Linked DNA regions of Homo sapiens: region 2 is linked to region 1. Evidence: read pairs that join two places in POLR2A ChIA-PET (ENCODE). Cell type or tissue: PC-9. All regions are shown on one strand. Links, peaks and the distances in the headings refer to the core of each region. The heading gives the core; the rest is flanking DNA. Region 1 has its middle 11 kb from the start of MIR328. Region 2 has its middle 12 kb from the start of CES2.

Region 1 (2,908 bases), core at 137-2,636:
GTGTGCATGTATGTGCATGTGCATGTGTGTGTGCATGAACACGTGGAGCTGCCTGGTATTGGGCCCCGGATGCTCCAGAGTTCAAGATGTGCTTGTGATCCCTGTGGCATATCTCTGGAGGGGGCATCTATCTGTCACGGTAAGGACGCTGAAGCCTCCCATTTCCGTGGGTGGGAGCTAACAGAACACACCTCACCCGTGCCAAGGAAGTTGAGCTGGCTCTGCGTAGAGGAACAGGGGAGTGATAATGGGGAGTGCACAGCTGGAGTCAGGTGGGACCCAAGAGAAAAGCTCAGGGCTACATAGTGGGAATAAGTTGGCTTGTGCAGGCATTTAGGAGCTCCCAGCTAAGGAGATATCTTCAAAGAACTTTTCCTGATATTGCACTGGAGTGAGCCAAAGGGAAATCGGTATAATTTGTGTGGAACAGATCTCTGGGGAGAGGGAGAAGAGGGCTTGGATTCTAAAATCCTTGCCCCATCTCCCTACCTCTTGCCCATGTTGCAGGCACGTGGTACTCAAAGAGGGCTCTTGTTTGAATCAACATGGTCCTGATGCAGGAAAGAATCCTCCCCTAAACCTGTCTTGTCAGTAACTGCAAAAACAAGCTGCTGTTCCCTGCTGGTACCCCACAGACCATCATCAAAAGGGAATCCAAGCCAGGCACGGTGGCTCCTGCCTGTAATCCCAGCACTTTGGGAGGCTGAGGCGGGTGGATCACTTGAGGTCAAGAGTTTGAGACTAGCCTGGCCAACATGGTGAAACCCCATCTCTACTAAAAATACAGAAATTAGGCTGGGCGCGGTGGCTCACACCTGTAATCCCAGCACTCTGGGAGGCCAAAGTGGGCTGATCATGAGGTCAGGAGATCGAGACCATCCTGGCTAACATGGTGAAACCCCATCTCTACTAAAAATACAAAAAAATTAGCCGGGCATGGTCGTGGGCACCTGTAGTCCCAGCTACTTGGGAGGCTGAGGCAGGAGAATGGCGTGAACCCGGGAGGTGGAGCTTGCAGTGAGCCGAGACTGCATCACTGCACTCCAGCCTGGGTGACAGAGCAAGACTCCATCTCAAAAAAAAAAAAAAGAAATTAGCTGGGTGTGGTGGTGCATGCTTATAATCCCAGCTACTTGAACCTGAGAGGTGGAGGTTGCAGTGATCCAAGATTGCACCACTGCACTCCAGTCTGGGCAACACAGCAAAACTCCATCTCAAAAAAAAAAAAAAGGAATGCAGAAGGTAGAAGTGACTCACAGGATGTGCTCCTGCAAGATACTTATCAACAGGATTCTCCTAAGAAACACAGGACTCATTCCCAGGTGTGGAGAGGCCAGCCTGGCTTCTACCACAGAAAAGTGGCACCCATGGCTATAATGACAGGAAGGAGTGGTGTAAGAGACAGGAACCAGCTCCTGGCCTCTTTCACAGGAACCAGAGGTCAGCCAGGTTCCCCTTCCAGCCCCTACTTCTGGAACATGGTCATTCCAGATGAGAGGGGCACTCACCACAGGTCTCCTCGTGGGCAATGGATCGGGGATCTCAGGTGAAAGGTAGGCTGGGAAGATCCCAGTGTGTGAGGGTGGAGAGGGCAATAAAACATCAGAGAGGAATGGAGGGCATACCTCCAGCCATTCCCAAGCCCTGCAAGCTGAACGACTCCATCCCATGCAGATCAGAGGAAACTGGCTGGGGCAGGTGGGGCAGAGCTGGCTGTGAGGCAGCACCTCCTCCCCCAAGTCACACATCACTGAGGAACCCCTGAAAGTCCTGCAGGCCCCAGCTCCAGTGGCACAGCACCTTCAGGGGCTCAGCCTGACTTCTTTCCTTCCCTTCATTCTGGAGCCTGGCTGGCCAGGAAGGGTCTCTTCTCTCCCACTGCCTCCCTATGAACCAGGTGGACAAAAGACCTTGGAAGGCTCTGGCAATGCCCCAGGGCCCAAGTCCAGGGCTGGCTCCTGGCAGCAAGGCCACTCGATAAAGAAGCAGAGCCTGGCTTAAAGGACTTCTAGCTCTGGGGGTACGGAAGAGGCTTGAGACCATGTCCAGGCCCCACCATTTTTGCAGGTGGGATGGGAGCAGCCTCTAAGCCACCTCCCAGGTGGCTCCTGAGGTCTGCTCCTGAGGTCACCTGCTCCTGAGGTCATATGGACTTAAAACTGCAGGAGTTGGCCAGGTGTGGTGGCTCATGCCTATAATCCCAGCACTTTGGGAGGCCAAGGCAGGCGGATCACGAGGTCAGGAGTTGGAGACCAGCCTGGCCAACATGGTGAAACCCTATCTCTACTAAAAATACAAAAATTAGCTGGGCGTGGTGGCAGGAGTTTGTAATTCCCAGCTACTTGGGAGGCTGAGGCAGGAAAATTACTTGAACCTGGGAGGCGGAGGTTGCAGTGAGCCGAGATCGCGCCACTGCACTCCAGCCTGAGCAACAGAGCGAGACTCCAGCTTAAATCAATAAATAAATAAATAACCTGCAGGAGCCCAGGAACAGCCTTTCAGGGATATTTCTCTGTGTGAGAGAACAGCAGCAGGCTGAAGCAGGCCTTCTGGGTTCTGGACTTTGGCCCTGGTATAGGACACCCCCTTCCTGGGCCCTGGGAAGATGCTTCTAGACCCACCCAAAGAGAACTGCAAGGCCACATGCTCTAGCTCTAGCTGCCCCATCTACAGAAGGAACACCTTGCCCCCTGGTCTCCTCCCTTCCCGATGCTGGCATCTTAAGAGTAACTGCTGGCCGGGCGTGGTGGTTCATGCCTGTAATCCCTGGACTTTGCCCGAAGGCGCGCAGGTCACTTAAGGTCAGGAGTTCAAGACCAGCCTGGCCAACGTGGTGAAACCCCATCTCTACTAAAAATACAAAAAAGCCGGGCATGGTGGCAGACACCTGTAATCCCAGCTACTCTGG
Region 2 (2,908 bases), core at 1-2,500, 270 kb before region 1:
CTGTAATCCCAGCACTATTGGAGGCCGAGGTGGGACTCCTGAACTTGAGCCCAGGAGTTCCAGACCAGCCTAGGCAGCATGGAGAAATGTCATCTCTACAAAAAAATAGAAAAATTATTTGGATGTGGTGGCACACACCTATAGTCTCAGTTACTCAGGAGGCTGAGGCGGGCAGATCACTTGAGCCTGGGAGGTCAGAGCTGCAGTGAGTCGTGATTGCACCACTACACTCCAGCCTGGGCAACACAGCAAGACCCTGCCTCAAAAAAATAGGGCTTCCAATACTGATATAAAACTTAAAATACTACAGGTTAATATTATAAACTGGGTGCCTTATAATGACAGAAATGTATTGCTTACAGTTCTCGAGGCTTGGACATCGAGGATCAAGGTGCCAGCAGATTTGGTGTCTGGCAAGGACTTGTTCTCTGGTTAATAGATGGCAACCTCAGGCCAGGTGCGGTGGCTCACACCTGTAATCCCAGCACTTTGGGAGGCCAAGGTGGGGTATGACCTGAGGTCAGGAGTTCAAGACCAGCCTGGCCAACATAGTGAAACCCCATCTCTACTAAAATACAAAAATTAGACGGGTGTGGTGGCAGGTGTCTGTAATCCCAGCTACTCAGGAGGCTAAGGTAAGAGAATCACTTGAACCTGGGAGGCAGAGGTTGCAGTGAGCTGAGATCACAGCACTATACTCCAGCCTGGGCGACAGCACGAGACATTATCTCAAAAATAAAAAATAAAACAAGCCACCCACCCAACTATCGATGTCCTGCAGAGGTGCCTAACCCCACTTTTGTCAGAAGCCAGACCGGGCTTGTCCATAGGCCCCTGAGCCTGGGCCTCCTGCACAGTGGCCAGGAAAGCCAAGCTGCTTCCTCAGTCGCCCGTCTCCTGAAGGTTGCTCTTCTTCTCAGTGGTTCTACAGACACTGTAAGGCCCATACTCACAGGATATTAGCACACCTGCTAAGAGATTCCTGTCCGCTGGCTACCAGGGGCCTCTCCATCCAGGGAAATGTCCTCTCACGTTTCAGAATTTCCCTGCCAACCTTTCAACCCCCTGAGCATCCCCAAATTCACCATGTGTGTCCACACGATTACTTTTCCTACTTACCTCATTGTTGTCCCTAGACTTTTCTCCTTCCCCGCTCTGCAAAAAACCTCATATTTTATCTCAGTGTGCAAAGGTGGCCAATTGTGTTCAATCGGCCTCTTGGTTTCACCAAAGTATATTCTCTCTGTCATTAAGAGGCTATATTTCTGTCCCATAAACCCTAATAATCCCCTTATGCCCCTACTGCTGATCAACTTGCCTCTCAGGGCACCCGTTTTCCATGGGGAAAGTCTCCCTTCTTTCCAGCCAGGGCCCGTAAGTCCAATTACAGAGCCTTTTGAAGTTTGGGGTGAAAGACCAGGACACCCACATTGCCCATTTTGGCCACCAGGTGGCAGACAAGGATAATATTAAGCCTGGAATGACTTGAACTTGAGAGAGGGAGGAGACTTTCCTTTCAATGAACACTGATTGGTGCATAATGTTCCCACTACATTCTGAAAGCGTTTATTGTGCACCAGCTGCATGCATGCCTCTGTATGTTTTTCAGTTCTGCAGATGTACAATATACCTTCCCAAAGTCAGTTCCCAGGATTACTGTTTAGACTTAATAGTTCTTTTTTTAACAGCTTTATTGTGAAATAACTTACAATTTACCCCCTGCTCCCCCTTTTTTTTTTGAGACAAGGTCTAGTCCTGTCACCCAGGCTAGAATGCAGTAGTGCAATCACAGATCACTGCAGCCTCCACCTCCGGGCTTCAGACACTGTAAGGCCCATAGTTACAGGACCATAGTACACTCCCGTTCCCAGACCAGTTGGTCGCCTCTGGCCTGGCAGGGCTCCCAGTGTCTCGGGACCTCCAGGTGACGCGCCTGCCTCCCCTGCTGCAACAGAGGCCTGGGAGTGCCGGGTCCCCATCGCTCGGAGCGGCAGGCGCTCGTGAAATGTTCGTCAAGAGGATAAATGACCATGGCCCTGGTCTCCGCGGGAGGTGAGGAAACTGAAAGCCACCGAGGAAAAGGGGGGCGCTCCTTAAGAAGTGCCGCGGTCACGTGTACGTTTCAAAAGAATGGCGTGACTGAGTAGGGAGGGGACCGCGGAGACCCTCAGACCCTGGACTGTAAGGAGATGAGGGGCCGTGAAGGGGAACCCAGGAAACTGAGTCCTGAAAGCAAGGAGGAGCTTCCAGAATGAAGGGCGCCGTCACGCCTCCCTGCCTTTGCTCAAGCGGTTCCTTCACCCCGATCAAGTTCCTTCCCATTTCTCCAACTGTGGGGATCCTGAACGTGCACCTCCTCAGAGAAGCCCTCTTGGGATCTCCAATTCTAGTTTATTGCCCCCTCCTATCGATCCCCCAGCGCGCTCATCGGGCCTGTGGACAACGACAGGTTTGAGGAGAGGATTCTCTGGATCGCGGAGGACTACAGAAGCCGCGCAGCCCCTTCTGAGGATGCCAAAGGGGCCCGGGCAGAAGGGAAGTGGCCGTGCCCGGGCCTGCCTACCACTAGATCCCCACCCACCTATGACTGTTCAGTCCTGCTCTCCTACCAACCCACCTTTCCCGGCCCAAGTCAGCGCACCCCGCCGACTCCCTGCCCAGTCCAAACTCCGAGGCTGGGCAAGGCACTGGATCCACGGCTGGACCGACCCGGGGCAGCCTCTGGGTGAACAGCAGCGTGTCCGTCGGCAGAGAACCGAGACCAGCGAGCCGACCATGCGGCTGCACAGACTTCACGCGCGGCCGAGCGCGGTGGCCTGTGGGCTCCTGCTGCTTCTCCTCCAGGGTCACTATGAGGCTCCCGCGGAGGGGTGACAGGGACCGGGCTCAGATCTGCCAAATGCTGCGG

What was found. Peaks named below come from ENCODE experiments on the same cell type or tissue, not always from the same donor. Only the 100,000 strongest peaks of a DNase experiment are listed, where the experiment ranks them.
Region 2: POLR2A ChIA-PET joins it to region 1 with 11 read pairs; 2 of 35 experiments call an interaction of 5 or more read pairs at or near these places.

What each region holds. Positions count from the first base shown.
Region 1 is chr16:67,211,701-67,214,608 of GRCh38, forward strand. It overlaps the pseudogene FBXL9P. Among named protein-coding and RNA genes, the nearest start is that of MIR328, 11 kb to the left of the region's middle. In PC-9, for the core only: no CTCF peak of the experiment used is centred there; a DNase peak (open chromatin) is centred at 1,271; H3K27ac peaks cover 2,211 bases.
Region 2 is chr16:66,945,909-66,948,816 of GRCh38, forward strand. No RefSeq gene overlaps it. Among named protein-coding and RNA genes, the nearest start is that of CES2, 12 kb to the left of the region's middle. In PC-9, for the core only: CTCF peaks have their summits at 1,441 (motif pointing right) and 1,641; a DNase peak (open chromatin) is centred at 1,483; H3K4me3 peaks cover 936 bases.